2 separate regions of the Homo sapiens genome follow, and region 1 is linked to region 2. A link is a loop called in an ENCODE intact Hi-C map of the cell type or tissue named here. Cell type or tissue: B cell. All regions are shown on one strand. Region 1 holds the start of ARAP1 (ArfGAP with RhoGAP domain, ankyrin repeat and PH domain 1). Region 2 overlaps ATG16L2 (autophagy related 16 like 2).

Region 1 (8,000 bases), 69 kb before region 2:
ATGAACACCTGGGTCCTGACCCTGTCTCTCTACCACCCTCCCAATGTATTCTTACACAAGTTACTTAGCCTCTCTGTGCCTCAGTTTCCTTATCTGTAGAATGTCACCTAATTTCTTGGGTTATTGGCAGGGTGGAATTGGTTAATATGGATAAAACTTTACAACAGTGCTATAGGCATGTTTGCTGACCTCATTCTCACTGATGTTATTACTCAGCTTTCTCTAAGGCTGTTACTTCCACTATGATATTGGAGGGTGATGGTCGTCTTATGCTCTTATGCAATTATGTAAATCATTAGATGACAAATGTGCAGTGTCCAGCACACAGCAGGTACTCAACAAAGAATGTTCCCTCTCCCAGCCGGGAGTGGTGGCTCACACCTGTAACCCCAGCAGTTTGGGAGGCTGAGGCGGGCAGATCACGAGGTCAGGAGATTGAGACCATCCTGGCTAACAAGGTGAAACCCCGTCTCTACTAAAAATACAAAAATTAGCCAGGTGTGGTGGCGGGCGCCTGTAGTCCCAGCTACTCAGGAGGCTGAGGCAGGAGAATGGCATGAACCCAGAAGGTGGAGCCAAGATTGTGCCACTGCACTCCAGCCTGGGCAACAGAGCAAGACTCCGTCTCAAAAAAAAAAAAAAAGTTCCCTCTCCCTCTCTCCCCTTTCCCCCAGAGAGGCCAGACTAGGAGACAGAACCTGTCCTGACCCCCACCAGGGGTCTCTGTGTGATCCTACCCTCATCTCTAGCTCTTGGCCTCAGTTTCCCCATCTGTGAAAGAAGCTTTTAGGCCAAATGGTCTCTAAGTGTCCATGGCCATATCTGCTCCAGCCTGTCCCCCACCCTTGTTCCCTCCTTCCTTCCCCATTTCCTACTGCATCCCCTCCTGATGTGACAGAACCCTTGGGAGCCTGAAGCGGGGTAGAGGGGACAGCTGGTGAACAAGAATCACCAGCCCTCAAGGAGCCCAGGGCCCGGTCCAGGCCCCCAAGGGTTAAGACCTAGAGTGAGGGGCGGGGGGCCAGGGTCAGCGCTGGACAGGCGGGCCTGGAGCCCAGGGCCTGCCTCCCCTCCCCCTACCCTGGGAACAGAGGCCACTTGTTTGGGCAGTGGCGGGTGGCTTTGAGCTCAGCCAAGGGAGAGTTGGGTGGGAAGGAGAGAGGGCTCCGGAAAATGGAAGGGACTCCCCACCTCCAGCCGATGCCCTAGGCCTGGTCCACCACTAGCCCCCGATACTCTCAGACACCCCCCCAACCCCTCTAAACTGACCCCTTCCCCTGGGTTCTCTCTTTCTTTCATTCAAACTCTCAATGCTGGAGACAGGACTTAGCAGATAGGCCTATTGCCCCAGCATCTTAGCAGATAGGCCTGACTATTGCCCCAGCACCGTCTCTCTTTGGGGCATGAGGCCAGGGCTGATCACTCCATCCTGCAGATGGGGAAATGGAGGCTCTGAGGAATTTGGGGACTTGTAGAGTCACATAGTGATTGGTGGCTGCACAAGGACTCGGGGCCCCAGGTCCCATGATCCCCATGGCTCTGCAGGCCCCATCCCCACAGAGCTCCAAGGAGACCCTTCCTAAGCTGTGCCATTACACAAGACTGAAGGCTGGGCAGGAAGGAGGGGCAACAGCAGCCCATCTCTGAAACCTGAAGTCCCAAAGGACCTGGGGATTTGAATGGGGAGGAAGCTTCTAGAGGGTTGGGAGGAGGATTAACAATCTGTACAAAAAGCTGAGGCTGGATGTGTGAAGCATGGCTGGAGCCCAGGTGGTGGGGGTATAAAGCTGGGGTTGAGTAGGAGGCTTGAATGCAAAACAAAACCTGGGGGCCATCAGGGCTCTGGTGGCCTCTGCCCCCTCCACCTCATCAGTCACCGGTACTCTGCCTGGGACACCCCCTTCCTAAACTACTCCAATATGCAAGTAGCCAATGGGGAGGCAAGGTCCCCAGGCCCAGTCCTGACAATCCCCAGCCAGGAATGGGACACAGGATGAGTTCTCTCTACACCTCTGCCAGCCACACCCACCTTTCTGCCATTCCTCAGACACACCATCCAAATTCCTGACTTTGCACAAGCTACGCCCTCGCCTTTGGAGGGTCCTTATCCTTGTAAATTGCCACTTAACTGCCAAGCCCATTCCAGTCATCCCCTCCCCTGGGGCCTGCACCTGTCCACACCTGTCTTCAAGGCTCTGCTGGGCTCCTTCTACCCTGTGATGATCTTGCTGGGCAGTCTCTCCCAGCCTGGCCTCTGGGGACTCTCCGCGAACAGGTATCATGAGTGCCTCAGTCTGGGACCCTGGGACCCACCAAAGAGTCAAATCCTTCCGAGTACCCCCAGGTATCTGGCCCTGAAGCACCCCCCTCCCACCTATCTGGGATCAGGGAAGGCTCCCCAGGATATGGGATGTGGGGGAAGGGACGGTATATAGCAGAAACCACAGCGTGATGGCTTCTGGCCAGATTCCCCCCCTCCCCGCCGGCCCTGCACCAAACACCCATCCCCTGCCCCCAGGCTGCACCCTAAGCCTGCTCTCTCCAGGCCCAACCACCCCACTCCCAGCGTGACCCCATTCCCTGAGCACATACTTTCTTTCACCAGCAACTGGGCCAGGTAGGGGCTCTGGGGAAGCCATGCCCCATTTACTGGTGGGGAATTGAGATGCAGAGACCGGAAGTAGCCTGCCCAAGGTCACTGGAGCCCCAGGCCCAGGGCATAGGGTCGTACAGATCTCCAGAAATGTAAAGGTCTCAGCGGCCAACGAGGTGGGAGCCTTCACTTCACAGATGGGAACCCCAAGGCGCCCGAGGGCGGCTGACTCCAGAGACCCTTCACGCCAAAGGGCTACGGGCTGGAAGCCCCGGGTCCCGCTGGTTCACCCCCCTTCCCTACCGTCTCTGGCCCGCTGGCTTATCCTCAAGAGGCGACCCCCCCATCACGCCCAAAAAGGTAAACAGACAAGATGACCCGGGGAAGCAGAAGCAGCGCGCGGCCTCGGCGTTCCTTTCTGCAGAATGGGGAAACTGCAGGCCAATGTGGCGAGGGGCCTGCAGACGGGGAGGCTCCGGCAGCCGCACTGACCTGTTTTGAGTAAAGACTCCACGCGGGGACCAGGCGTACCGGCGCCGCCACCGACTTACACCGCCACCGCCAAATTGCAGCAAGGGGCCGGGCGCGCCCACCCCCCCGGGCGCTTCCGCCCGCCCCACGTGACTCCCGGGGAGGGGAAGGTGGGGCTGGGGCAGGGCAGGGCAGGGCCCCGCCCCCTCATCGGCCCCTCCCCCCGCCTAGTCACGGTCCTGGAGTTGGTTGGCCTGGCCCGCCCGCCGGACCCGTCGGTCTGTGTCTCTCTCCTGCCCCTCTAGCTGCTTGCGGGTCTTCCGACTGTCTCCTGAGGCTCAGGTCTAACCCCCGCCACCTCGCCCGCTGAGTCCACCTCTCCCTGAGTCTCCCTGCTCTCGCCACCCCTCTTCTGGTGAGTCTGCCCTGACATACACCCCACCCACAAGAGGGCCACACCCCCAGGGGGATAGGAGGCAGTTGAAGGCCGTCAGTGGTGCCTGACCACCTCCTCTAGGAAATCCTTCCTCCACCACATTCTTCAAGGGTATCTCACTTCCCTCCCTGGGTGCCCACAGGCAGGGTTGTGGGGAAGCTACCCACCCAGCCACACCTCCCAAGGATCCCTCAGCGGAAGGCTGCAGCCTGAGGTTCCAGCACCCACACCTAGAGAACAGGAGATTCCCACCCATCCTCCCAGCACATACACAGATGAGGGTACCAAGCTTGGCAGACATTTCTGGGTCCTGTGTCCAGAACACCTCCGGGGCCAGCCACGCCAGAGACCTTCCCTGGGCTTCAATTTCTTTATATGCACAAAGGGTATATTTGGAAGAACAGATCTCACATTGCGGGGGATGAGGGTTTACCCCCTGAGAAGAGGAAAGTGTCATTAATTGGAGCACCTACTGCATGCTAGTCCCAGTGCTGGGCAATTTATTCCTTTTATCTCAATCCTTACATTCTGCTTGATGGCAAAAATTATCATCCCAGGTTATGGGTTAGGAAATAAGGCTCCAAGAAGTCTGAGGGCTTGCCCAAAGTTACAAAGCCAGTGTTGGGCAAAGCTGGGAAGCAACCCATTTTTATGAGTTCTAGAATCTCCTGCCTGCCCCCCACTGGCCATTCACCCTGTCCCTCTGGGAAAGAGTTGACTGAGTAGACCGTGTCTTCTGGTGGTAGGGCTAAGGCAAAGGAGCTTTCCGGGAGGGGAGAACAGGGCCAGACCTTGCGGAGAACTTCCGGGCCCCAAGTTCATATGGGGTCAAAAACACTGCAGAGGAGCAGAGCATAGGCCCCTCCTCTGGTCCTGGCAGCAGGGGTGTCCCTTGGGCAGCAGAGGGCACCTGGGGGCCACAGATCACAGGGGAGGCCCAGGCGTCCCTCTAGACTTCAGACCAGCGAGGTGCAGCACAGGGTGAGAAGGCTGGCATCTGACCACTGGCAAGGGGATAGGGGGTCTGGGGACCCTACCATTTCTGTTAACACAGTCCTGAGGTCTTCAAAATGACCTAGGGAGGGCGTGAATCACCAAGCCTGGTCCCCACCAACTGCACTGGAATCTGAGGCCCCTCACCTGCACCCTTGACCTCCCTCCAGGGTATGCTGCCCCAGCCTCAGCTCTGAGACCCACAGCCCTGTGGCTTGAGACCCACGGACCCCTCCACCTCCCTTCTGGGATGACAGGAGTGTCAGACCCCAGTCCATAGGTTGGACCCAAAGGGCCTTGGGCCGAAGGACACAGAGTAGAACCTCACCCTCTGACTCCTGACCCAGGGTCTCTGTCAAGGCCTGCTCCTTCCCTTAGAGCAGAGGTCCCCAACCCCTGGGCCACAGACTGGTACTGGTCCTGTCAGGAACCTGTTAGGAACCAGGCTGCACAGCAGGAAGTGAGCAGAGGCTGAGCTAGCATTACCGCCTCCTGTCAGATCTGCAGCAGCATTGGATTCTCATAGGAGGGAGAACCCTATTGTGAACTGCGCATGCGAGGGATCTAGGTTGTGCGCTCCTTATCAAAATCTAATGATAAATGTGATGCACTTGAATCATCCCAAAACCAATCCTTCCCCAATCCTGATCCATGGAAAATTTGTCTTGCACAAAACCAGTCCCTGGTGCCAAAAAGGTTGGGGACCGCTGCCTTAAAGCAGTGAAAAAGAAAGCAAATAGCCTGGCGTGAATGCCAAAATGACCGCTCAACAAGGACAGCTGGATAGATACGGGCAGAGAATGGAACAGAGTATGGACAGAAGGGGGGCAGTGATAAACCCCGTCTCCTCCCCGCTACACAATGGGAAATGAGGAGATGCTGGAAGGATCAACGGCCGGATGATCAACAACCTTAACAAAATTAAGGGCAGACGCAGGGGACCGCGGCAGCGGCCATGAGGCAGGTGGGAAGCAGGCACAGTGATGAGCCGGCTGAGGCTGTGGGATCGTTTATTGGGGCTCTGTCCAGCCAGGCTGCAGCACCCGCCTGGGCCTGGCCCGGTGCCACCAGGTGCCGGGTGGGGGAGGGGAGAAAGTGCAGGAGCGGCCGCCGCCCCAGGGCTCGCCCGGTCCTGTCTCCGTCCCTGAAGCGGTGCGGCGCTCAGGTGAGCGAGGTGTCGTCGTCGCTGCCCTCGCCGCCCGCGCCGCCCATCCGCTCCTCTCTGCTCTCGGCCACCGCGCTCTCGTCGATGTTCTCCAGTGAGTCCGCATGCTGCACCGACAGCTCCGACAGCGCCAGGCTCGGCAACGGGCTCTGCTCCGGGTGCAGCCACGGCTTGAAGTGAGGCAGGTGCTTCTGTTTCCACTCGGGGTACTTGAGGCACGCCTTGTACATCTTCTTCATGGCCTGTGGGCCCGCCGCCCCGCCGGGTCAGGGGGTGGCTAGGGGGCAGGTCTTCTCCACACCCCCCTCCAGCGGCTCAGCCCCCAGCATCCTGACTGGCTCCCTTTCAAAACTTCACTCCTCAGCCCTACTTGCCCTCCCTGGGCCCTAGGCTCCATTCTCCATTCTTTTTTTTTTTTTTTTTTTTTTGAGACGGAATCTCACTGTGTGGCCCAGGCTGGAGTGCAGTGGCATGATATCGGCTCACTGCAACCTCTGCCTTCCAGGTTCAAGTGATTCTCCTGCCTTAGCCTCCCGAGTAGCTGGGATTACAGGCACCCACCATCACACTCAGCTAATTTTTGTATTTTTAGTAGAGACAGGGTTTCACCATGTTGGCCAGGCTGGTCTTGAACTCCCGACCTCAGGTAATCCACCTGCCAAGGCCTCCCAAAGTGCTGGGATTACAGGCATGAGCCACCACGCCTGGCCCTCAGGCTCCAGGCTTGACTCCACCCACCTCATTCCATAGTCCTCTTTCCAGTCTTCAACACCCCTCCCCAAAATCCCAAGGCCACTCACCTTGGGAGCCAGGAACTGAGAAGATTTATTCACCACCCACTTGGGTAAGGAGCCTGTGAGGGCAGGGAAGGGAGGAAGCAGCCTCAGGGACCCAGCCCCTCCGCCCCTGACAAAAGCCCCACCCTCTGCCCAGAGCTTCCAGGGAGGCCACTGTCTTCCCCATGAGGAGGAGGTGTGTGAGGCAAGTCCTACAAGCCTTTACCCTCACTCCCTTCCACCTCAGACCGAAGTCCTCAGGCTTAGCTCTGTCCCCCACTTTCCCTCTGCCCAGCCTCAAAGATTACGTGGAAGAAAACCACAGGGTCCTAGGTAAGCACAGGCTATACATGGGTGGAAACTCTGACCCACCCTGCTGCACCTGCTGCCTCACTCAATCACACTGACATCCCTTCTCAACCTAACCTCCCTCCCAGGAATGCCCCTGACGCTCAGCCCCTCCCCTGCCTGTCCTTCCAAGTCCTCCCCTGACCACACAGGCCTCTGGCTGAGCACCCCAGCCTGGCCTGACCTGGAATCCACTGCCCAGCTCTCCACCCTATCTCATTCCCAAGTGTCCACTCCACCTCTGACACCCAACACAATGAGGTGCCGGGGGAGTGCTAGGCCTGGACCACTGTGCGCTCTGGGGCTTGAAGCATTTCCAGGCAAGGATGCTCAAGGCTTCCCCATCCTCTAGTCATTCACTCACTCACTCACTCACTCACTCCATGTTCACTGTGACACCCACCCTGGGCCAGCCCTGGGGACCCAGAGAGGAACTCACTGGGGGCCCAACAGGAGCCGACTGTTCTACTAGAGGGGAATGGACTACAGAACAGGGAGCCAGTGACTCCCCTGAGTGTCAGGGATCAGGAGGTGACACCCACAGCACCCCTGGAGGGGCGAGGAGGGGAGGCTTCGGGGAAGGGCTGCCTGGGCACAGAAGTGGGGATGGGTGAGGTGTGAGAGACACCAGGAGACCTGGGACAGGGCTTAGGCTTTTCTTGGAGGGCAATGGAGAGCCACAGAGTAACTTCAAGCAGATGAGAGTCATGAGGAGATAAGTGTTTTAGAGAAATTCCTCTGGCCGCTGTTATACACAGACAAGGTAGTTGGTATGGAGAGAAATGCCAGACTCAGGAACTGCCGAGGAGGAGGCAGAATCAATAAGAATCAGTGACGGGGGCTAAGCGCGGTGGCTCACGCCTGTAATCCCAGCACTTTGGGAGGCCAAGGTGGGTGGATCACAAGGTCAGGAGTTCGAGACCAGGCTGGCCAACATGGTGAAACCCCATCTCTACTAAAAATACAAAAAGTTAGCTGGGGGTGGTGACAGATGCCTGTAATCCCAGTTACTCGGGAGGCTGGGGCAGGAGAATCATTTGAACCCGGGAGGCAGAGGTTGCAGTGAGCCGAGATTGCACCATTGCACTCCAGCCTGGGAAACAAGAGTGAAACTCTGTCTCAAAAAAAAAAAAAAAAAAAAAATCAATGGCTGGATTTGGCTGAGGAAGAGGGAGTGACCCCAAATGATGGCAGGTTCTGGGCATGGGTGACTGAAAA
Region 2 (8,000 bases):
CCTTCACTGGCTCCTTCCCCTCCTCCCTATTCCTGTCCCTTCAAATGTGGGTGTTCTTGGGGTTCACTGACCCCCGTTTTTTCTGTTTGCCAACTCTCAGTTCTGTCTCTAGCCGAGCCTTCTTTTCTGAGCTTGACTCTCTTGCTCAGCTGCTTTTTGGAGATCACATCTAAAATCAGGCTCACCATCTCCCCCAGAATTTGGCCCACACCGTTTTGAGAGTTGACTCCTTGCAGGCATCGGGCTAAACATTGTCTCAGTTAATCCTTCACAACTTTATGGTTGTAGAGGAGGAAACTGAGGCTTGGAGAGGTAGAGCCAGGATTTGAGCCCTTCTCACACAAATCAACTTCTGTGCTCTCCATTCATTCTCTCAACATCTGTTGACAGTTGCTATATCCAAAGTACGGGGAGTGCAACAATAAACAAGACCTGGCCCCATGGGGCTTCCAGTCCTCTGAAAGAGACTGTGATAGCCCAGGAAATACACATCCAGTCACAGAATGGCAAGTCACCTGCCCAACAGAAATGCGGGCATAGGTACGGACTCATTTGAGAACCTTTCCCTAGAGCTGCTGTTGTAGGTCCAATTTAATATTTGTTTGAGAGGTGATTCTCAAACATCTGACCCCCACACCACCCCCAGCCTCTGGGCTGTGAGCTCCCCAAGCCCTGGGATGTCTTCGTTTGCCTCCGAGGCAAACCTATATCCTTAGGGCCTGTGTCCACAGTCCATTCCATACTAATGACTATTTGTAGACTAAGCGATGAATGAGGTGGGCTGTCCTTCCTGTCTTCCTGTGACTGCCCCCCAGTCGTTCTCACACATGCTGGAAATGCAGGGGCACCTCTGACTCTTCCCAGCCCTCCATCCTGAGCTGGTCACAAGCTCATGTTGACTCTATCTCCAAATCCATCAATGTCTCTCTGTTTCTTGCACCATATCTGACATAGTACAAGTAACTTTCATCCTGCCCTGGAACACTCCTTTAGCACTCCCTGTCCCTTCTCCATACAGCTTTCAGAGTGACATATTTTAATTAAAAAAAAAGAAAGATCTCCATTAAAGACAAGCAATACACAAAACATGCTTGTAAACAAGTCAAGAGAATAGAAGCCATAGAGTAAAAAGTAAAAGCCCGTCTTACTACCTCTGTCCCCATGGTTAGTGCGCTGTAGATCTTCCAAAGCTCCTAGCCTGGCTCCCCCGTCGAGCTCCCCAGGCTCTTGTCGCATTTCCTGCCACGCTCATCTCTGAGCTCCCAGCTCCCTTTGCCTGAGATACTTTCCCTGGCCCCCAGCACTCCTTCCCAGGACACACACCAGCCAGTACCCATTGGATGCGCCAGAGGATGGGGGCAGTGAGGAGGCTTTTTCTTTTCTTTCTTTTTTTTTTTTGAGACGGAGTCTCACTCTGTTGCCCAGGCTGGAGTACAGTCGCGTCATCTCGGCTCGCTGCAACCTCAGCCTCCCGGGTTCACGCCATTCTCCTGCCTCAGCCTCCCGAGTAGCTGGGACTACAGGCGCCCGCCACCATGCCCGGCTAATTTTTTGTATTTTTAGTAGAGATGGGGTTTCACCATGTTAGCTAGGATGGTTTTGATCTCCTGACCTCGTGATCCACCCACCTTGGCCTCCCAAAGTGCTGGGATTACAGGCGTGAGCCACGGCACCCGGCCTTTTCTTTTCTTTTGTAAAAATTTCTCTAGTAGTTCCACACATCACAAGCATTTATCATTATTATTAACTTTTTATTTTAAAATAATTATAGATTCACAGGAAGTTGGAAGGATAGTCCAGAGTTCCTGCATCCCCTTCCCCCAGCATCTCCTGCTGGCTACATCTTACATAACTATAGTACCCACAACCAGGAAACTGGGATTGGTATGAAGTGTGTATATGTCCTTTGTCATTTTATCACGTGTAGATTTGTGTAACCATCAAGATATGGCACTGTTTCACCACTGCAAAGATCTCTTTCTTATTACCCCTTTTTAGTCACATTCACCCCTCTCCCCCCAACCATCCCTAACCCCTGGCAAGTACTAATCTGTTTTCCACTTCTACTACTTGAATTTTGAAAGGCATACAATAAAATATTGAATGGTACAACACAACATAAATGAAAGCAAGTGACAAGTGAGAAAGTGGAGGTGGTGATCAGATTGCTCAGTGGTGAAAAGAATTATGTTATAAATGGGGCCAACTATGAATAAAGGTGCCCCAACCCGCATGTGCAGATTCCTTCTTCGCAGACTCACTCACATAGCGCGTCATGTCAGTGCAGGTGGCAGCGCCAACCGTGCTCCTCAGTCTGTCCTCACCAGGCCCACGTGAGAACACAGGAACAGATTAGCAACAAGAGCCCCCAGCCTTGGCCTGGGCCAGAGGCGCCTCTGGCCCTCATGTTCTCTTGTCACACTGGTGGGAGCTGCCTTGCCTGGGGTCTGTCTCTCCCACCGACCCTGCTTGGCTCTGGGTTGAAGGCATGACGAGTGAGGCGGGAGTGCAGATGAAATGACCCTCACCCACTCTCCTGGGCTGCCAGCGCTGTTCCCATATTGAGTCTGGGCCCTGGCTCCCCGAGTCCATGCCTGATCTTAGCCTTGTGTGCCTCTGCGCAGGGCCTCTCGCTGCTGAGACCTGTGCTTGGGCAGGCCTGGGTTGGGTGAGGCCAGGAAGCCAGCAGGGAGGGGTGGGGAACAGAACTCACATTCCCCTGACCAGCCTGGAGGGTGATGCAGTTAGGTAGGTGGCTTGTGCCCAAATCTCTTAGCTACGTGACTTTGGGCAAGACACTTAAACCTCTCTGTCGGTGTCCTTGTCTGTGAAGTGAGAGTGGCAGTACCAGCCTCCTGGTGTGGTGAGGATGGAAGGAGCGTGTAGCCTGCTGGGAACATCATGGCGCCCGAGGGCCGGATGGGCATTTGGCAGCCTCTGCGCGAGGAGTCCTCGCAGTGGTTATGCATGGTGCTGGGAGCGGAGCGCTGGCTTCCCACTCTTCAGGCGAGGCAGTGGAGCGGGTTGCTCTTGCCAGAGAGGTTCCTAGTAGGGTCGCAGAGAAACGAAGCGGCACGGCGAGGATTGGGACCCAGGGCTGACTCCAGAGCCCGAGGGCCTTCCACTGCTCCACAAACAGCAGCGCGTCCCTGTGCAAGGTCCCAAACCTGTGTGGGGCTCAGCTTGCTTTTCAGGAAGGGGGCGGGCAGGTGAGCAGCCGACTCCCTTAGCGCCTTCGGCCCCGGAGGGACTGGAGGCCTGGAGGGGCCTCAGCGCCGCCGTGCCCACCTGTCCGCCCCCAGATGGCCTACCAGGTGGTGGAGAAGGGCGCGGCCCTGGGCACGCTGGAGTCGGAGCTGCAGCAGAGGCAAAGCAGGTGAGGCGCGGGCGGGGGCGGGAGGGACCGCGCCCACCTCAGGGAGGCCCGGGGCCAACTATACGGGAGGCGGGGGGAATGGCGCGGGCCGAGATCTTTCCCTACGTCCCCCCGACCCCATCGGTTGGTGCCAGAGGACCGAACGGCTGGGCTCTGAGGGCGAAGGCTTGGGGGAGACCTGGCTTAGCCACCCGGCTAGCCGCGTTTGGCATGGGCAGGTCTGTCTCTGCTCCGAGGCATATTCCCACTGGGCAGTGACGGGGGAAGCTTGGGACCCGCTATCCGCTCTTTCCGTCCTCCAGGCTGGCAGCCCTGGAGGCCCGCGTGGCGCAGCTGCGAGAGGCGCGGGCGCAGCAGGCCCAGCAGGTGGAGGAGTGGCGGGCGCAGAATGCGGTGCAGCGGGCAGCCTACGAGGCGCTGCGCGCGCACGTCGGGCTCCGGGAGGCGGCACTGCGCAGGCTCCAGGAAGAGGCGCGCGACCTGCTGGAGAGGCTCGTGCAGCGCAAGGCGCGCGCCGCGGCCGAGCGCAACCTGCGCAACGAGCGCCGGGAGCGGTGAGGGAGCAGGCCCCGCCCCTCCTGAGGAAAGGCCCCGCCCCTGCAGGGAGGAGTCGGGCCTCGCCGGTGTCTGGAAGGGAGGGGGGCAGCAGCCGCCCCCTGGAGGAAGGGACCGGGTCTAGCCCCGCCTGCGTGCGAGGCGCCGCGCCAGGGTCTCAGGATGCTTTTTACCCAACAAGGGCCAAGCAGGCGCGGGTGTCCCAGGAGCTGAAGAAGGCTGCCAAGCGGACCGTGAGCATCAGCGAGTAAGAGTGGGGATGGGCCGGTCCGACCCTTGCGTTCTGCCTCCCGCCCCGCCTGCCTGCGGCGACCCAGGCTGCCGACTGTACTTGTGCACAGCCCCGTCCTGAGGCCCCCATGTGGTCGGAGCCCACGAGACACCTGCAGAGGACCGTGTGGTCGTAGGAGCCTGCATGCGTGACCGCTGCACGTGTACACCCACACAGAACCCTCATCACTGGGAATTCCTGTCTTCAGCGTATCCTGTGCTGGGGTCGGGAGGGGCTGGCTTGGTCCCTTGGCCTTTCTGAACTTCATTACCTCTCCTAGGGGCCCGGACACCCTAGGCGATGGGATGAGGGAGAGAAGGGAGACTCTGGCTCTGGCCCCTGAGCCAGAGCCCCTGGAGAAGGAAGCTTGTGAGAAGTGGAAGAGGCCCTTCAGGTGAGGACCCAGGTGACAGTCTCAGAGCTCTGAGCTGAGCCCCACCCCAGAGGCTGCCAGGGTCTTCCTCTTGGACCTTGGAGCCAGCTCTTGGGTTGGGAGGGGGCTTGAGGAGAGGCCAGAAAGCTCAGATCTCCCAGGGCTAGTCTGACCTCCATTGTCTGGAGCCACTTGGGGTCAGTTCCATCTCACCCCCCCAACCCCTACCCTCAACCCTTTCCCTCCTTCTTGGGATCAGAGCTCTGGGGGTGGGGAGTCAGGCTTCTGAATAGCTGTCACCAGGAGAGAACCTGTGGGCAAAGCCCAGAGCCCAGTCATGCCAGGCATGTGTGCGCAGCCATAGGTGTGCAAGCATGTGCATCCGCAGGGACATGAGGCCACAGGTGTGTACAAGCTTGACTGAGCCCGTCTGTATGTGTGAATATATAAGCATGTGTAGATGTGTGCTCACACTTGTGGGACCTGATTGGGGCTTCAGACCTTGGGTGCCTGTCCGCAGGGTCTCCTCCATCCTTCTTGATTTGCCTGTCATTGAGGCTGCCCGCTCTGGGCGCCATTCCCCAGCCTAACACCTCTTCTCAGTCTTTCCTTGCAGGTCCCTGGTGTCCAGGCCTTGGGGCAGTGAAGAAACCGTGGGGAGGGGCATGAGATGCCAGTCCCCAAAGTCCTTGGGAGCCCTTGTGGGCCAAGTCATTGTAGGACACACCCTCTCCTGGGCATTGCTGAGGTCACCCAGTGAGCCTAGGCTCCCCCCTCCTCCCATCCCCAGCCTGGGGGAACCTTCAGCGTCTCTCCTCCCTGTAGGCCCCGGCTCAGCTTCCCAGGAACTTTTGTTGGTGGGTACTAGTAGGGTAAGGCAGTTCTTCCCATCATGAGGGAGACCTTGGGAGACTTTCATTACCAAATCCATTGCTGCCCCGACCTTCCTGGGACTGATCTGGGTCACCCTGGTCTCCTGATCTTGGAGAAGTCAAGTTCTTATCCCAGACTTGAGAGGTTACAAGCCTCCAGGTCTCTGGCAAAGTGTGGAGATGATGGACAGCCATTTGTACACACACCAGCCAGTCCCTTAGCATATCTCTCTTGGTTTTGTCTCAGGTCTGCCTCAGCCACCTCCCTGACGCTGTCCCACTGTGTGGATGTGGTGAAGGGGCTTCTGGAGTAAGTGTGTGTGTGCCTGTGTGTGCACCCACGTGTGTGTCGGGCTCCCCAGCCCAGGCTTGGTCTGTGTCTGTGCCTCGACCTGTCCATCCCTGTGATGTGCAGCTGTCTGCCTGTGAGTCTGTTGGGCCTTGGAGACAGGAGCCAGGTGAATGGCCTCAGCCCCGGCCCCGGTTCAGCTGTCTTCCAGGTTCTGTCCTCACAAGGGTCTGTCTTCATCCAAGGTCGTCACAGGGGACCAAGAGCTCCAGCCTCAGGCAGGGCAGGAGCTCCTACTCAATTGGGAAAAATGCTCTGAAATGTCAGGGACTCATTCAGAGTCACAGAGCCAAGCAGTGGCAAGACTGGGATTGAAACCCCGGCCCTGAGGTTTCTTTGCACCCACCAACCCTACCCTGCTCCTGTGTCTGCCTCTGTGTGCTCCCCACCCCGTCTCCACACCAACCCCTGGGGTCGAGGCTGGGTTGGGGAATGCTCTCGCTGCTCCTTGGGGCCATGTTCTGCCGCCTGCCATGTCTGCTTCCTATGGTTGATGCCTCAGGGGAGCTGGAGGCTCCCACCTGAGAAGGACTTGCTGAATGCCCTCCTGACCCCAACCCACCTTACCCCAGTTTTAAGAAGAGGAGAGGTCACTCAATTGGGGGAGCCCCTGAGCAGCGATACCAGATCATCCCTGTGTGTGTGGCTGCCCGACTTCCTACCCGGGCTCAGGATGTGCTGGTAAGGGAGGAGCTGAGCCACATGGGTGGGGCAGTGGTGAGAGAGTGCAGGCACAGGGGTGGTCTCGGCACCAGGGGTGGTCCCAAGAGGCCAGGGAAGCAAGGCTGGGCTCCTCAGCAGGAGCAGGAGGCTGCCTCCCACAGCCTGTGGTGGGAGCCACTCAAGCATGTTATGATGTGGGCATAAGCCGGGGAGGGAGAGAGAGGAGGCTGGGAGGCCAGGAGGCCAGGCAGGAGAGTAGAGTAGCATAGCACGGAGGCTGCTGCAGGGGTCCAGGCAGAGGTGAGAACACCTGGTGGGGCCGGGTTTGAAACTCAGAGTGTGGACAGAGAAACTGGGGAGGGAGATACCACGTCTGCAGCAGGCTGTGTCTGCACAGGCACCGGTAAGAGGGCCCGTGAGCACTCACAGAGACATGCGCGGGGAGGGCCGGGGCACCAACCTCCCCTTTCCCCACAGGATGCCCACCTCTCTGAGGTCAATGCTGTTCGTTTTGGCCCCAACAGCAGCCTCCTGGCCACTGGAGGGGCTGACCGCCTGATCCACCTCTGGAATGTTGTGGGAAGTAAGGAGCCCTCCCCTGCCGGCCAACTTGGTGCTTCTCTCCAGACCCTCTCCTCAGCTCACTCCTTGGTGGGCAGAGGTCTTGGATCTCTTTGTGTTTCTCTATCTGGAATATTCTGTGGGCAGTGACTAGACAATGCCTTGGAAAGAGTGAGACTCTGGGCTCACTGTTCTGAAGAAGGGTGGAGCCTCCTGGCTCCTAGGGTCCAGATTTGCAGGATGGGGAGGGCTGAGTTCAGATGGTCCCTGATGGGGATTGGTGGGGGTCCCCTATCATGAGGTCCTACAGGGACAGGCCCTTGAAGAGCAGGTCCCTGAGTCTACCAGGTGACCCTCTTCTAGCATCACTTGAGCTCTCAGAACTCAGGTAAGAGACAAGTATGAACTGTTGGCCTTGTCCCAAGCTCTGTGCTCTGGAGAGGGGGTGTCCTGGGGAGTCAGAGCCGGCTCCTGGGGGCTTCCTAGAAAAGGCAAGTTTCTGGCTGGCCTGATCCTGGCTTGCTGCGTGCTCTACATAGTCCCTTCTCCCTGGTCCTCTCTAGCCTGGTCTGTGAAATGACTAGCTGTCCCTGGGACCCAGTGCCAGCAGTTAGGGGAGGTGTAGTCTCCAGCCCAGGCCCGCAGAACAGACCCAGCGATTCTGTCTTCTAACCTGGGGATGTGTCGGGGGGTGGGGCGGGAACTGATCTTCCGCTCTCAATCCCAATTCCTCCATTTTGTGAGGTTAAGACCTCATTTCAACTGTCCCTTCCCCTGGTCCTCCCAGGTCGCCTGGAGGCCAACCAGACCCTGGAGGGAGCTGGTGGCAGCATCACCAGTGTGGACTTTGACCCCTCGGTGAGGAACTCTGCCCCAGTGGCATGGGATTGTGCCCTCTCTGATCTCCACACTGGGCAGGTGGGGGCTGTGGGACCTGAGGGCGCAACATGGATACCCTAGAACCAGGCCCCTGGGCTCTT

What was found. A loop is a pair of places that touch in the nucleus more often than their neighbours do. Peaks named below come from ENCODE experiments on the same cell type or tissue, not always from the same donor. Only the 100,000 strongest peaks of a DNase experiment are listed, where the experiment ranks them.
Region 1: a loop joins it to region 2, with 5 times the contacts of the local background. A loop is called at or near these places in 13 of 110 quality-filtered maps.

Annotation. Positions count from the first base shown.
Region 1 is chr11:72,749,243-72,757,242 of GRCh38, forward strand. It overlaps ARAP1 (ArfGAP with RhoGAP domain, ankyrin repeat and PH domain 1), which reads right to left and starts at 3,166. Exons shown (of 35, transcript NM_001040118.3): 1 at 3,086-3,166. It overlaps STARD10 (StAR related lipid transfer domain containing 10), which reads right to left. Exons shown (of 7, transcript NM_006645.3): 6 at 6,459-6,511; 7 at 5,487-5,900. The coding sequence ends at 5,655. RefSeq lists enhancers at 28-187, 2,847-2,966, 3,577-3,806 and a silencer at 3,017-3,306. In B cell, a CTCF peak has its summit at 3,533 (motif pointing right); a DNase peak (open chromatin) is centred at 3,329; H3K4me3 peaks cover 2,522 bases; H3K27ac peaks cover 3,869 bases.
Region 2 is chr11:72,818,366-72,826,365 of GRCh38, forward strand. ATG16L2 (autophagy related 16 like 2) reads left to right here. Exons shown (of 18, transcript NM_033388.2): 4 at 3,303-3,376; 5 at 3,679-3,930; 6 at 4,113-4,178; 7 at 4,483-4,596; 8 at 5,695-5,757; 9 at 6,369-6,477; 10 at 6,937-7,042; 11 at 7,808-7,878. Among named protein-coding and RNA genes, the nearest start is that of ATG16L2, 8.0 kb to the left of the region's middle. RefSeq lists a silencer at 3,873-4,042 and enhancers at 4,363-4,692, 4,733-4,842, 4,893-5,012, 7,973-8,000. In B cell, CTCF peaks have their summits at 4,024 (motif pointing left) and 4,224; DNase peaks (open chromatin) are centred at 3,946, 4,106, 4,996, 5,786 and 4 weaker places; H3K4me3 peaks cover 336 bases; H3K27ac peaks cover 4,044 bases.